Regions from separate parts of the Mus musculus genome. Here region 2 is linked to region 1. The links are chromatin loops, found by intact Hi-C in ENCODE. Cell type or tissue: gastrocnemius. All regions are shown on one strand. Each heading gives the region's core, and the rest is flanking DNA. Links, peaks and the distances in the headings are about the cores only.

Region 1 (6,894 bases), core at 2,586-5,085:
TGAAGGGTCTAGCCTGGGCCCGGTTTTGTGTTCTCTGATCTACCAGTGTGCTGACTACAGCTGGCAAGAACTCACCACAAGCTATGACCCTCTCCAACTAGGAGCTGAAACAAAGTTCTCTGTGTCTGCATCTGCATGTTGGCAGTGTGATGAGACTCTAAGTAGAGCAAGCCATTAAGAAATTCATTGACGCGGGCAGAATTGGTGGGACTCTGCTCATTTTGACCGCAGCTGTTCTGGTAGGACAGGTTTCCGCATTGGCACAGCTGCAGGCTCACAACCCTTAGTGTGCACTGGCGAGCACTGGGACTCCACACCCCCCCCCCCCATGCTGTCTTGAAATTCCATTAGTGGAGCATAACAACCACACTTAGTTTTCAATCTTATCAAAATGCAAATCCAGAAGGTGGTGTTAATGGCTTCATCCGCTGCCGGCCTCTTACACAACACTGTGTGCTTTAGACTCCTATCTGAGTAGACGGGCTGAAAAATATGAAGGGCACTGAGAAAACTGAACTACCTAAGAACTATGTAGAGCAGGGCATAGCAACAGGTACTTGCAATTCAAGCTCTTGAGAAGCTAAGGCAGGAGGATTTTGAGTTTGAGGCTAGCCCAGGCTACATATTGAGGGAGACCCTGTTTTATAAAACAAAAGGAGGGGAAGGAAGGGGAGAAAGAGGACAGGAAGATGAATTGAAAATGGAGGACTGGAGAGACGGATGGCTCAGGGATTTCCCTGTGGCAGCTGCCTGTGGCTCCAGACCCAGACGACATCTCTGGCAGCAGCAGACACCTGCACTCGTGTGTGCATACCCCATCCCCAGAGATACACACGTATATAATTTAAATGTTTAAAAACTTAGAAGAAAAAGAATAAATAGGTTTTGTCATCCAACGTTCACACACACAAAAACACAGGCACACTTTTTTAAAACCCCTAACATTTTGCCTAGTGTATGTCTGTTCTCTTTAATAATTACACTTAGAAGTCTCCCTGGTGACCATGGAGTCTACAAGAGTAAGAGACGACGGCGAAGCAAACAACATACAAAGAGGTCTTCTTGGAAGTCTCTTCAAAACAGAAATGATCGCCCTTCCCGTAATTTTCCCCCACTGCCTGGAGAGTAAACAGATATTGAGTACTTCCATAGCCTTGATCCGTGAGGAGGAGCAGACACCCCCAAACTCATCAACCGCCATGAGTAGCTAATGACATCCCTGGGTCGTTTTGAACAGGAGAGAGAAGCAGGCTGCTATTCTGGGACTGTTTTCATTCCACAAAAACAGATGCTGTTCCAAAAGAGGAGAGGCCACCAGCCTGGGAGCTCAGAAGCCCCAGGACCAGGACCTTAGAGGTGGATGCTAGGCTTGTACTGCCCAGTTTAGCCAGTCATGATGGGCACCAAGACTCTCTCTGTCTTCACGCAAAGAAGTCGCTCCTGTGCCAGTGGCATCGAGACTCCACCTCTGGAAGCCTTGTGCTGGTCCTCAGGCTCCGTGGTATCAGAAGGGTTGCTTTGGTATGCTCTACATTTTGCCAGTGCTGAGAATGGAAGTGGGGTCCCCATGGCTGAGCTGTACCCCAGAGTCTGCAGTTCTTATACCCAAGCAGATGATTTGGGTTAGATTCTAAAAGTAGAAGGGTTGGGATAGAGAGAGATGGCTCTGTCGGGAGAGCACCCGTCTCACCAAGAGAGAAGCCAAGTTCAGATCCCAGCACCACGTGATAGGCCAGGCGTCCTGGTGCAGCTGGTGCAATGCTGCACCTGGGAATGGGGCACCTGGTTATAAGGTGACGGGGGCAGGGGAGGCTGGAGGGTAGAGGTGTATCCCCAGAGTACATGGCCAGCCAGCCTAGCAGAACTATGTTCCATGAGAGACCCTGTCTCAAAAATGAAAGTGGAAAGTAATTGAAGAAGACACTCAAGGAAAACCTAGCCTTCACACTCACATGAACATACACACACACACACACACACACACACGCACAGGCACATGCACAGGTATGCATGCACACGCACACACACACGCACGCACGCACGCACGCACGCACACACGCACGCACGCACACATACACCTATACCACAAAATAAATGTAAATAAACAGGTATGATGGGATACACTTGTAAAGCTGGTACCAGAAAGGCAGGAACAGCAGAAATCACTGGCTGGCCTGCCTGGCCTAATTGCTGAGCTCCAGATGAGACCCTGCTGAAAGAAAGAAAGAAAGAAAGAAAGAAAGAGAGAGAGAGAGAGAGAGAGAGAGAGAGAGAGAGAGAGAAAGAGAGAGAGAGAAAGAAAGGTGGACGATCCTCAGGAGTGATGTCTGAGACTGGCCTCTGGCCTCCACAAGCACCTACGGGAGAGCACACTCACTGGCATGCATGCGCCCCCACATACACTCACATACATAATTGATATAATCTGGAACATGACATAGGGTGGAACAGCCTTCCGGGGTGGCCAGGGCAGAAATTAGTGTCAGAAAAACACTGAGAGAGAGACTGAGAGAGAGAGAGAGAGAGAGAGAGAGAGAGAGAGAGAGAAGGCAATCAGCTCTGCCTTCCCAGACCGTAGGATCCCAGACTGCAGCCTTTCTTGCTGACAGCCTTGGGAGTGTGGAAACACAGGGCCTTCTCCACTCTATAATGCCTTATGATTAAGAAGGAAGCTTTCCTTCCAGGCCCTTAACAGTGAGTAACAATCCCTAGCAACCATAACAACACAGCAACCAGTTACACTACACTCTGCACACATAAGCTGATAGGGGTTTGTGACAGACAGCGTATCCTGCTGTGTCTCCATCCTGACGGCCTGAAGCTGCTCCCCTGCTCCCCACACTCCCAGGGCTCCAACTATGTTCAGCGGAGGAACCGGGACTCAGAGCGTGGTGGGTGTCACAGACAGGGAGGCTGGTGTGAATGTGTCCAGTGGGCTTTACACGGTCCACCTGCAGACACGAATCTGAAGTCGACTTTGGCCCTGTGGCAGTACGGCGGCAACAGTGTGTAGTCTGGACAAGCTATTTTACTGGTTTCCTCACACACACACACACACACACACACACACACACACACACACACACACATGTGCACGTGCAGTTTATATTCTTTTATGTGTACTTGGTATTTTATGAGAAGGTTGGGCTTTGTGGTAATGAACAATCAGGGAGACCAATTGATTGTTGCCCTGATCAATTGATTATTGCCTTGATCAATCAATGCTTTGGACCCATCCTGAGCTGCAGTGGGGTTCAGGACACTCTTAGGGGGAAAGGCTTGGCACACACTGAGTTTTCCATAGTAGGAGGGCACATGTCCCACCAAGGGAAACACGGCTGGGATAAGGGAAAGCAAGAGAAAGATACTTCATTTCCATGGTGCTATCTGCCTTTTTTTCTCCTGTATTTTTTAAGACAGAACCCCAACTAATTGCTCTCTAAGCCTGGCAGCCATGTGGCTTCTCCCGTGTACCTGACCTTCCGTGTGATCTCCCCAAAGCTTGCTCCTGTTGCTGAATTCCTAATTTGTCTCCATTTAAGCTTCCTGGACAGATAACACTGATCGTGGAGACAAGGAGAGCGTCTCTCCTGTTAAAATAAATCTATCAGGGTTTTCCTTTATCATATCTATTGTACATCATTATCATTATTAACTTCAGCTTTTACAAATAAACTGCCGTTTGCTCTTGAGCCCAGAGAGAGCCATCTGTGCTGATTTAATGTGGTTCTGGCTGAAGGCATCACCTGGGGTGAAATAACTTCTCAAGGTCTTCCCAGGGCCCCTGTGGAGAAAAGAAAGACTTCCAAAAATATGCATATTTCCGCCTGAGACAAGCAAACACAGAATCCGCGCCTTTGAGCGTGCCGTAAAGATTTGTAGGTTGCTACTGCCCTCTTGTGGTCAATAGCCAGATCTGCAAGCAAAAACTAAGCAATCAAAAGCCATTAGGGTTAGAGTTGGGGTCAGAGTGCAAAGGGATGTTGGCATATAAATTCTGCACAGTTACAAAGCAGCAGCATAGAAAATTATTCCAGTAAGTCATATGACATCCACCATGACCCAAGTCCACATTTAAATCAAAATTCTCAGATCATATACTGGGAGTTGAGCTCAGTCAGTCTTCCTAGGACTCAGAGATGAGCAGGAGACACAGATGCGGTCCGCCCCTGCCTCAGTGTCCTCTGCACTCATCTCTATTCTGTTGCATGCAGGGGCTGCCCCATTGACCCTGCCCCCACGCTCGCTGGATCAGTACCAACTGCACAGTCAGAAAAGAACCCAGGAAGTGGACTCTAAACCCCAGGAGCTTGACACCAGTCTAGCTAAGAATTCCAATCTCCCACACTCCAGAGCACAATCTAGACACTGCTGGCTGTGGGGTAACCTGGGCTCCCCAGACAATCAGGGTGTCCGAGCCAGCTTGTTGGGTCTTTCTTTTGTCGGTAGGCTAATGCCCTAAGTTTTTTCCCAGCAAAGGGTTAAAGAAAGAGTCTACAGGCTCAAACTGTGGGTTAAAAGTGACTAGTGAATATTATATATATTATCCACATGCATGGATCCTTGTCACCCTTTGCAGCCAAGCATTGGTGTTGACAGCAGTGACTTGTGGTACCCAGCAGTGCCCCATGAATTGTCCCCAGAGGGAGATGACAACAGCCTGCCACTGCAGTGCATGACGATCCTGGCCTTTCCCTCTGTGCTGTGCTGAGACACAGTGAAGTTCATCGTTCACATTGTGACTGTGGTGATTTACATCTTTCTTTTTTTCCCTCTGTGTTTAAGTAACTGAAATGCCAGCAGGCACGTGTGGATGTATTTTATTTGTATGTTTGATTAGTCACACTATTAATGACTACTGTCTGTGTTAGTTGACAGATGAGACTTAAAAAAAAGTATTTGTATGAGAGAAATCATATCAATGGATGATAAAGTAACAAGTATGTATATAATTAATAAGTAATTTTGGAGTCATTTTGCTAGAAAAGGCTGTGTGCCTCGTTGGCTCTAAGGGAAAGTCTTTGGTGCAAGATTCCTGACACAATCAAAAGCTGTCCCCATCTCTAATGTTGGTTAGGCTTGGGGTCAGAGTGTACAGGGATGTTGGCATGTAAAGTCTACACACACTTCACAGTTACAAAGCAGGGTAGCCCAGAGAGAGGATTCCAGCCCAGGGGGAAGAGAGGTGACACGGGCTCTAAACAAGCTACCTCACAGAGCACATATTACCCGCAGGTACCTGTCTGTAAGAGGGATAAAGCCATGTGAGCGACTAAAGGTAACGTGGAATAGGGTTGGCGTGCTGGCTCTGCAGCTGCCACGAAAGCCCACGGCCCCAAAGATTTGTGAGTTTATAAAGCAAATGACTTTGCAAAAAAAATTCATTTATTTTTTTTTTGATGATGCTTACACTCAAGAAAGCAGTTTTTAATGTTCCTAAGAAGCAGATGCTAAGCTGCAGGCACTAAGCAGCAATTGCTCTCAGAAAGCCGTAAAGCCCGACTTCTTTATTATCTTTACTGTTAAATGAGCAGAGCAAGAGACAAGCGTCTCCTCCATTAGCAAAGTAAATACAACATCTGTGCAGGGGTAGAGTCAGGACCGACCTCCTCCTCCTCCTCCTCCGCACAAGGCTCGGCACGGGGCTCGTTGTCTGGGAGCAATAATTGACTAGCAGGTACTGAGCGTTGTATCTCAGATCTAAAAATTGAGTCAGATCTGGACTATAATGTTGAAATCCTACCCCCTTTTTGTTTTTCCTTCTTCTTTCTTCCTTCTCCTTCCTCCCATGCTTCCTTGCTCTTTTCTTTCTCCCTCCCTCCCTCCCACCCCCTTTTCTTTCTGGAGGATCTTTAATTTAATACTTATTTGGAAAAAATGAATGACGATTGTCAAATGAACCGGAGAAGACTCCTTTGGGCCTCGATTTGGACTCTCTGCCTTCACTTCACACCGGGAAAGCTGAGAACGTTGTGTCCCTCTCAGAGGCCAGCCCAGGGGTCAAGGCAGACCAGCGCCGCTGAGCACCTTCGTGGCCCATAGGTTGACTGCTTTAATGGTTTTGTTGTTTGGCCATTAAAATCGTATTGAATCTTTACTGCTCTTCTTACAAATAACCAAAACTAATTCTAGCTGTACGTGGACAGAAACTTTAAAGGAACCAGTGTCTTCCTGTTTCCTACATTGGTGGCAGAGGCAACTTGTGCTAAGAGGGTCTTGTGCAAACAGCTTTGACCTTTGGAAGGCTAGCCCTGTCTCCACAGACAAGAACTGACATCAGCATCCTCCGAAAACAAAGTTTATAGCTTTGTTAAGAGACTGTATGCTCAGGACTGGGGTGCAGCCTAGCATTTGCCAAAAATGCTTGATGCCCTGGTGTCTGCAAGGGTTTTAATGACTTAAAAACAACTACCAAACAAAGGCTGAGGGGGAAGAGGGTGGAGAGAGATCTCAGCAATTAAGAGCACTTGCTGCTTTTGCAGAAGACCCAAGTTTGGTTCCCAGCACACAAGTTTGATGCCCTCTTGTGGCCTCTGATCACCAGCACACACACAGACAAACGGACACACAGACGTACGCACAAACTAAAAATGACATAACTAAGTTTAACAATTTCACGTGGCTCAGCTGGCACGGAAGCCTCTGGTTGTAAGCTGCACCAGGTTTGCCTGAGTGATGTCCCCAACTTTCCATCAAGAATTTCCACCCAGCCCCCAACCTTCCTTGCTGAGATCTCGGTGAACACCGCGTCTTGACTCTTCCCCATCAGTTTGAAGGGAGGACTCTCTCTTCCCCATCAGTTTGAAGGGAGGACTCTCTCTTCCCCATCAGTTTGAAGGGAGGACTCTCCGCCCAGCGGTGTGAGGAATGCATAGCCGGTGCCTTAACTTGCTC
Region 2 (6,894 bases), core at 2,154-4,653, 930 kb before region 1:
CAAGGCTACTTATAGAAAAGTCGATCTGGGCTTATGGCTCCAGAGTCCACGATGGGACTAGAACGGCAGCAGGAGCAGGAAGCTGAGGGGCCAAATACCTGAGGGCAAATGTGAAGCAGAGAGCAGCCTGGGGGTGCAGCAAGACTCTGAATCCTGGAGCCCACTCCTCGTGAGGTACGTACTCCAGAAAGGTTGCAACTTCCCACATCTCCAAGTACCACCAACTGGAGCAAGTCCTCAAATTCCCAAGCCCATTATGGGAACACTGCTCACCCAAGCCATCTTATTAGTGTATCTTAGCTTTGCTCTTTATTAACGCTATAATAGTGGCATAGTTAGGATGAGTTTAACCAACTACTGTGTGCTTGGACAAGAGGGACTCCATGCCTGACACTGTAAGTATGGACCCTGGCAGGGAAGTCATAGGCCCTATAGGGAAACCTAAGGTGGTGTTTGCTAAATGGACAAGTTATCACAGTGCCTTCTAAACAGCACTGCCTATACTTCTGTATTAATACTGTTCTCAGCCTTCGCCACAGAAGCTCTCTATAGCTGAAGGAGGCTGTCGATGCATGCTCCTAATTGGTCAAAGTGCCAAGAAAAAACAGTGGTAGAGTTCTGGGTCCTAAATGGGACATCAGTATCAATGCTCCAAGGATTAGGGAATATTGCAGGTGAGGTAGTAGAAAGAATAGAATCACCAGAAGTTTAACGCTAATGTTAAGATTTCTATTGCTTTATGAAGAGATACCATGAACATGACAGCTCTTACAATGGGAAACATTTAATCATTTAAATGGGGCTGCCTTACAGTTTCAGAGGTTTAGTCCATTATCATCATGGTGAGAAGCATGGCAGCATGGGGGCAGACATGGTGCTGGAGAGGGAGCTGAGATTTCTACATCTTGATCTGCAGGCAGCAGGAGACTGTGTGCCACACTGGGCATAGCTTGAGCATAGGAGACCTCAAAGCCTGCTCCCACAGTGACACACTTCCTCCAACAAGACCACACCTACTGCAACAAAGTCATGCCTCCTAGTACTGCCACTCCCTATGGGCCTATGGGGGTGGGGGGGGCACATTTTCTTTCAAAGCACCATAGACATTTTCTGGGTAGGACATGGGCATTTGCAGACACGAAGTCACTGCAGTATGTCCTGCAGAAGACTGGATCCTGTTGTAGTAAATATTTAAGCTCAGTCAGGAGTTTCTACCCTGCCTTAGATCATTCAGTTCCCAGATAAAAGACACAAAACTTTTGTATTTAGTGCCTTAGACAGCACTAGAGCTGGACAGACAACTGCCCTCTATGCTATATGTCTACTTCCCTGCCAATACTGCCAAGATGGGACTAGTCATGTTCTGCCTGGGCCACTCTTACTCCAACTAGCCAGCCCTTGTGGCCAGTTCTCAAGATCTCTTACCCATACCCATGGCATCTTCCTCTATTTTCACTCCTCTTCTCCCTTCCTGGTCATCTTCTCAGACCCCAAGGCCTGGGAACTGAAGCCCCACCCAACACTTCTCTTCTGCCCAACTATAGGTTGTAGGCATTTTTATTCAACCAATAGTTTTACATTAAAGATCAAGGCTATATAGCATCATTTTGTGTGTGTGAAGATCTCCTTGTACCTGAGGCAACCAGATCTTGGGGGCCAGTATTTAGCATTACAATACATAGCAGAGACCAAACCTCAATAGGATTCTTTAGCATTTTATCAAGGATGTGGGTGAGGGGGGGATGTCACAAGGCTCTGAGGGGCTGTGTCACTTAATTGTTGTTGGGGGAGGGAGTCTAATTTTCTTCCCTGGTGTAGCCACTGAAAAGTAACCTATGCCCTAGTAAATAACCTCTTATTCATGCTCATGCAAGAAACCCTAGTTAAAATGAGACACACACACACACACACACACACACACACACACACCCATGAAACCAGAGGGAGAAAAGAAAGCACGTGGGGTGAGAGAAGCTAAAGGAGGCTAAAAATAAACAGTTCATGTGCAAAGCTGTCAAATAACCCATTTTAAAAAATAAAGATCAGAGTAGACATTCCTCCAGCGTAGATATGCAACGAGTGTACAAAAGACAGTCTACGTCATTATTTATTCACTAGGGAAATTCAAATCAAAGCCACAGTGACGTACCGTCACATATTCCCTAGGGCAGCTATATACAGACAGACATGACACATGACAGACACAGCACAGGGAGTTTGGTATGCTTGTGCATTGATGGTAGGGAGATAAAATGACATAGCCACCAAGGATAAACCAAAGAAAGTTGAAGACATGCATCCACCCTAGAATGTGTGCACAGATGTTCATAGCAACGCGATTACCCCCAAACTGAAAACAACGCAGTTGTTCATCCACTGGTGAGCCAATAAATACAGTAGACCATGTAACCACACAGTGGAGTAACCACACAGTGGAGTAACCACACAGTGGAGTAACCACACAGTGGAGTATTCTATTCCAACGTCGTTCATGAGGAGCAAAGCACCAGTTCATGCTGCAGGGTGGATGAAGTTTTACATCACTGGCTCATAGGAGAAGAGCAAGATGTAAAAGGCCACATGTGGCATACGATCTCATTTCTATGAAAACTTAGGGACAGGGATTAGGTTGTGAGGCTGCTGCTGAGTAAATGGACCAGACAGAGCACTGCACACGCTAGAGCATCATTGTGAAACTTTTAGTTAAAGTCACCATAAAAACACATAGCAGAATTTATAGGTTATAAAATGGTGACCAGAGGCATGTCTCCTGCCTGAGATACTCATATCAACATGAATAAAATGGGCATACCTGTGAATATGTGTTATATGTGTTCAGGTAAAAGAAACTAGGGAATAGTAAAGAAAACCAAAAGCTAAAAGGGAAGACTAGTATGATAAACACAGCTTAGTGTGACACATTGTAAGAAAACCCATAAAAACAGGAAATTCAGACTGCTTTTGCATAAAGCAGCAAGGTACACAAAGCACTGGCCAACCCCAGTAAGTGTTCATACAAACACAGACCTGGAGTCAGGGGATCATGAAGTAGGGAAGTTAAAGCCAGCAAAAGGACCAATCTATCACTGTTCAAATGGGATCCAAAACTTACATGAAATGGAAATTCCCCAAGAAAGCATACTTTCTCAAAGGTGAGATGAAACAGGTGTGAGCCAGTTTTCAAGCCTGGGACAGAATATCCGGGCATAACTTCTAAAGAAGGTAAGTTGCTTTGGGCTTATTCATGGTGTGAGTCGGTGTTCAGGTGGCAGGCAGAGAAACGTGGTGAGTGGTGAACGGTGGAACAGAACTACTCATTTCATGGTGTGTGTGTGTGTGTGTGTGTGTGTGTGTGTGTGCATGAGAGAGAGAGAGACAGAGAGACAGAGAGACAGAGAGAAACAGAGAGAGACAGAGAGAGACAGAGATAGAGACAGAGACAGGACAGAGATAGACAGGCAGAAATAGAAACAGAGACAGACAAACACAGTGACAGAGACACACAGACAGAGACAGAGAGAGACACAGAGAGAGGTGAGGAGGGAGGAAGGGAGAGAGATAGACACACAGACAGAGAGACACAGAGAGAGAGAGGTTAGGAGAGAAGGAAGAAGAGAGAGGAAGGGGAGACAGAGATACACGAGAGGAGAGGAGAGGAGAGGAGAGGAGAGGAGAGGAGAGGAGAGGAGAGGAGAGGAGAGGAGAGGAGAGGAGAGGAAGGGGAGACAGAGACACACGAGAGGAGAAGAGAGGAGAGGAGAGGAGAGGAGAGGAAGGGGAGACAGAGACACACGAGAAGAGGAGAAGAGGAGAGGAGAGGAGAGAGGAGAGGAGAGGAGGGAGAGGGGAGAGGGGAGAGGGGAGAGGGGAGGGGGGAGTAACCAGTTCTAATATACCTTTCAGGGATTTACCTACAATGACTTCACTTCCTCTTTTAGGCCTCACCTCTTGTCTTAGTCAGGGTTTCTATTCCTGCACAAACATCATGACCAAGAAGCAAGTTGGGGAGGACAGGGTTTATTCGGCTTACACTTCCATGCTGCTATTCATCACCAAAGGAAGTCAGGACTGGAACTCAAGCAGGTCAGGAAGCAAGAGCTGATGCAGAGGCCATGGAGGGATGTTCTTTACTAGCTTGCCTCCCCTGGCTTGCTCAGCCTGCTCTCTTATAGAACCCAGGACTACCAGCCCAGAGATGGTCCCACCCACAAGGGGCCTTTCCCCCTTGGTCACTAATTGAGAAAATGCCTTACAGCTGGATCTCATGGAGGCATTTCCTCAACTGAAGCTCCTTTTTCTGTGATAACTCCAGCTGTGTCAAGTTGACACAAAACTAGCCAGCACACCTCTCAAATGCTCTACTATCCCCAATAGCGCTGTATAGTAGCAAGCAAACCTCTAGCCTATGGAGAACATTTAGGATACAAAGCCATAACAGTCTTCAACAGAACCTGGTATCGCCTCCTTATGAAAACATAAGCTGTAAATCACTGGGCACATGTTTAACATTGAGAACATATTTATACAGTTTATACACAAATATGCTTGGACCTAATACAGAGCTCTGCGGTAAAACACTGCAGGCTTTTCCATGAAGGTTGGGAACCGTGGAAGGGTGGCGAGCGTCTTCACTGGTACATAATGCTCTATGGACAATAAGAGGCATCTCAGATGCAAAACAAGAGGATGGCAAATGGGAAAGCATATACATGTCTGGAAACATTTTGACGGCAAAACCCTTAATGATAAATCGAGAGGAAACGTCTACAGTACGTTTGCAGATGCTGGTCTAATTACCCCAATCAGGAGGGAGATAAACAGTCAGAGACTTGATGGAAAAAGAAGAACAAAGTAATGGGCAGAGGACAGAAACAGCATCCCTATGACTTGTAAATAGCCTGATAAAGAGCGCACAGCGCATGGAAAGAAGAATCCAAAGCAATATGGCACTCTCACGGCATTTCCATTGACTGAAACCTCAGAAGCTTCCGGCACACTGTGGGAAGGCTGTGGGAAAGTAGGGCTCTTGTGTGCAGTGCCGGCAAGTGACAGAGTCTGAAGAGCCTCTGATGGGATCCCTGGACACAGCACATGGAATAGTAGATGTATCATCTTTGGACCAGCAATCTGCTTCTGGTAGTTTTCTAACAGTATATATTTACTCCTGAGGATTCAAAATAATAGATACTGGATGTTATGCACAGCTGGTATCTGTCATGGCAAAATATTACAAACAAAATGTGCACCCATAGCTGTTAAGATGTAACACTCCTCAAAGTGAAATATCCCATCCTGGAGGGAGGCTCCTTAAACTTGAGAAGTAAAACAACTCTCAAGTTTCAAGAAGTTCCTGAAATTTACTAGACTAATAAGACCACCCAAAATGTGTCTGTTCACATGTACACCCACACCCACACCCACCCACACACCTACACACCCACACACGCACACACATACACACACTCTACAAATATACAGGCAGTAACAATTGCTGGAAAGAAGATATTTTATGAACAGTCAAGCTTCCTGCAAGTGGTATAGAGAGCTTTCACAGATTATCATTCATGCTGGGTCATGCTGGTGATGAAACTGCTTTTATAATCATGATCCTGTAAGTAGCCTTTCACCCACACTCCAGTAAATAACTCCAGTAAACTCACTGGTTCAGGAAGCTAGACTTGGGTGACATTCTCTTTGGTTTGTCTTTGGTGTCCTACCTAGGGTGAATAGAGATTTGTTCATAATCCCCAGGGAAAGTCATACAACAAGAGGAGACCGATTGACTGGACCAGGATGGAGAGGACCTGTCTCCACAGGGATAGAAAGGAGAGAGATTGCTCTTAATTACAGTGAGTCAGATTCAGACCATATTGCTAACAGGCAAAGAAGGATGTGAATGTTGCATAAATTTTGTTATCCTCTGCACAAAAATCCCGGGGAGATGAACACAGTCCTGGGCATGCATTTGTTTCTTTGTGTCAGGTATGCATCCTACCAATGGCACCTTTTGTTTTTACATGAAGAAAACCAGGAAGGAAAAACTTGACCCTCACACAAGAGCGGATTAAATGAAGTATGTGGCATATCCTATTTTAACTTCGGTTGTACAGGTTGGAATTTTTACAGAAGTGATGTTGGAAATTCAAAAGCCCAGAGCCACATCCTAACCTAATGCCAGCACAGATCAGGGCAGAGAAGATAACTTGTGTTAGTCCTTGCTGATTGCCGAGGGGACCTGTAAGTGGTGACCTTGAATAGTATGGAGTGGACTGTTTGCATGTGGGCCTGAGGTACAGGCACTTACAAAGCTTGTCACCTAAGGACCTACCAACACCCATCAAGGGCTACTAACTCAAGTCCCACCTCCCTCTTCTCTCTGTCTTCCTCCACAAGTATTCTACCCTGTCTGGCCTCAAGCTCCATCCTGGCCGCAGATACAAAGGAACAATTCCAGCCTTCTGGGAACTCCAACTAGGGAGACAGACAAGTGTTGAGAGAACGCTCATTCTGGTGGCCTAAGTAGTGGGAAAGGAAATTCATGGCACTTGGAGAGACGAGGAAGAAGGTCATAGCTCCTTCAATTCAGCTTTACTGAGGCAGGTTAGAACTGTTACTCTGGCTCCTTGTAGTGTGGGAGAACTGGTACTATCTCCGAAGTGGATAAGCCACCCATTCCATCTGGGCTCTGGCTAAAACATTCCCCCCTTGTCACTAGCAGACCCTTCCCACCAGGATGGAGGGTTCTGCTGTCTTGTATGACCATCGTGTTTGGCCGGTCTCAAACCTCTTAGGCAGACTCTGTCCATAGGATTATTTGAATGACTCAAAGGAGCTGATTGATGGCTGCAGTGGGAGGAATGTCTCTCTCAAACTTGACTACCCCAGGTACATTGA

The links. Peaks named below come from ENCODE experiments on the same cell type or tissue, not always from the same donor. Only the 100,000 strongest peaks of a DNase experiment are listed, where the experiment ranks them.
Region 2: a loop joins it to region 1, with 5 times the contacts of the local background. A loop is called at or near these places in 28 of 42 quality-filtered maps.

What each region holds. Positions count from the first base shown.
Region 1 is chr8:24,521,399-24,528,292 of GRCm38, forward strand. No RefSeq gene overlaps it. Among named protein-coding and RNA genes, the nearest start is that of 9130214F15Rik, 22 kb to the left of the region's middle. In gastrocnemius, for the core only: a CTCF peak has its summit at 3,916 (motif pointing left); DNase peaks (open chromatin) are centred at 3,808 and 4,229; H3K4me3 peaks cover 372 bases; H3K27ac peaks cover 1,195 bases.
Region 2 is chr8:23,589,094-23,595,987 of GRCm38, forward strand. No RefSeq gene overlaps it. Among named protein-coding and RNA genes, the nearest start is that of Gm30471, 56 kb to the right of the region's middle. In gastrocnemius, for the core only: no CTCF peak of the experiment used is centred there; no DNase peak of the experiment used is centred there.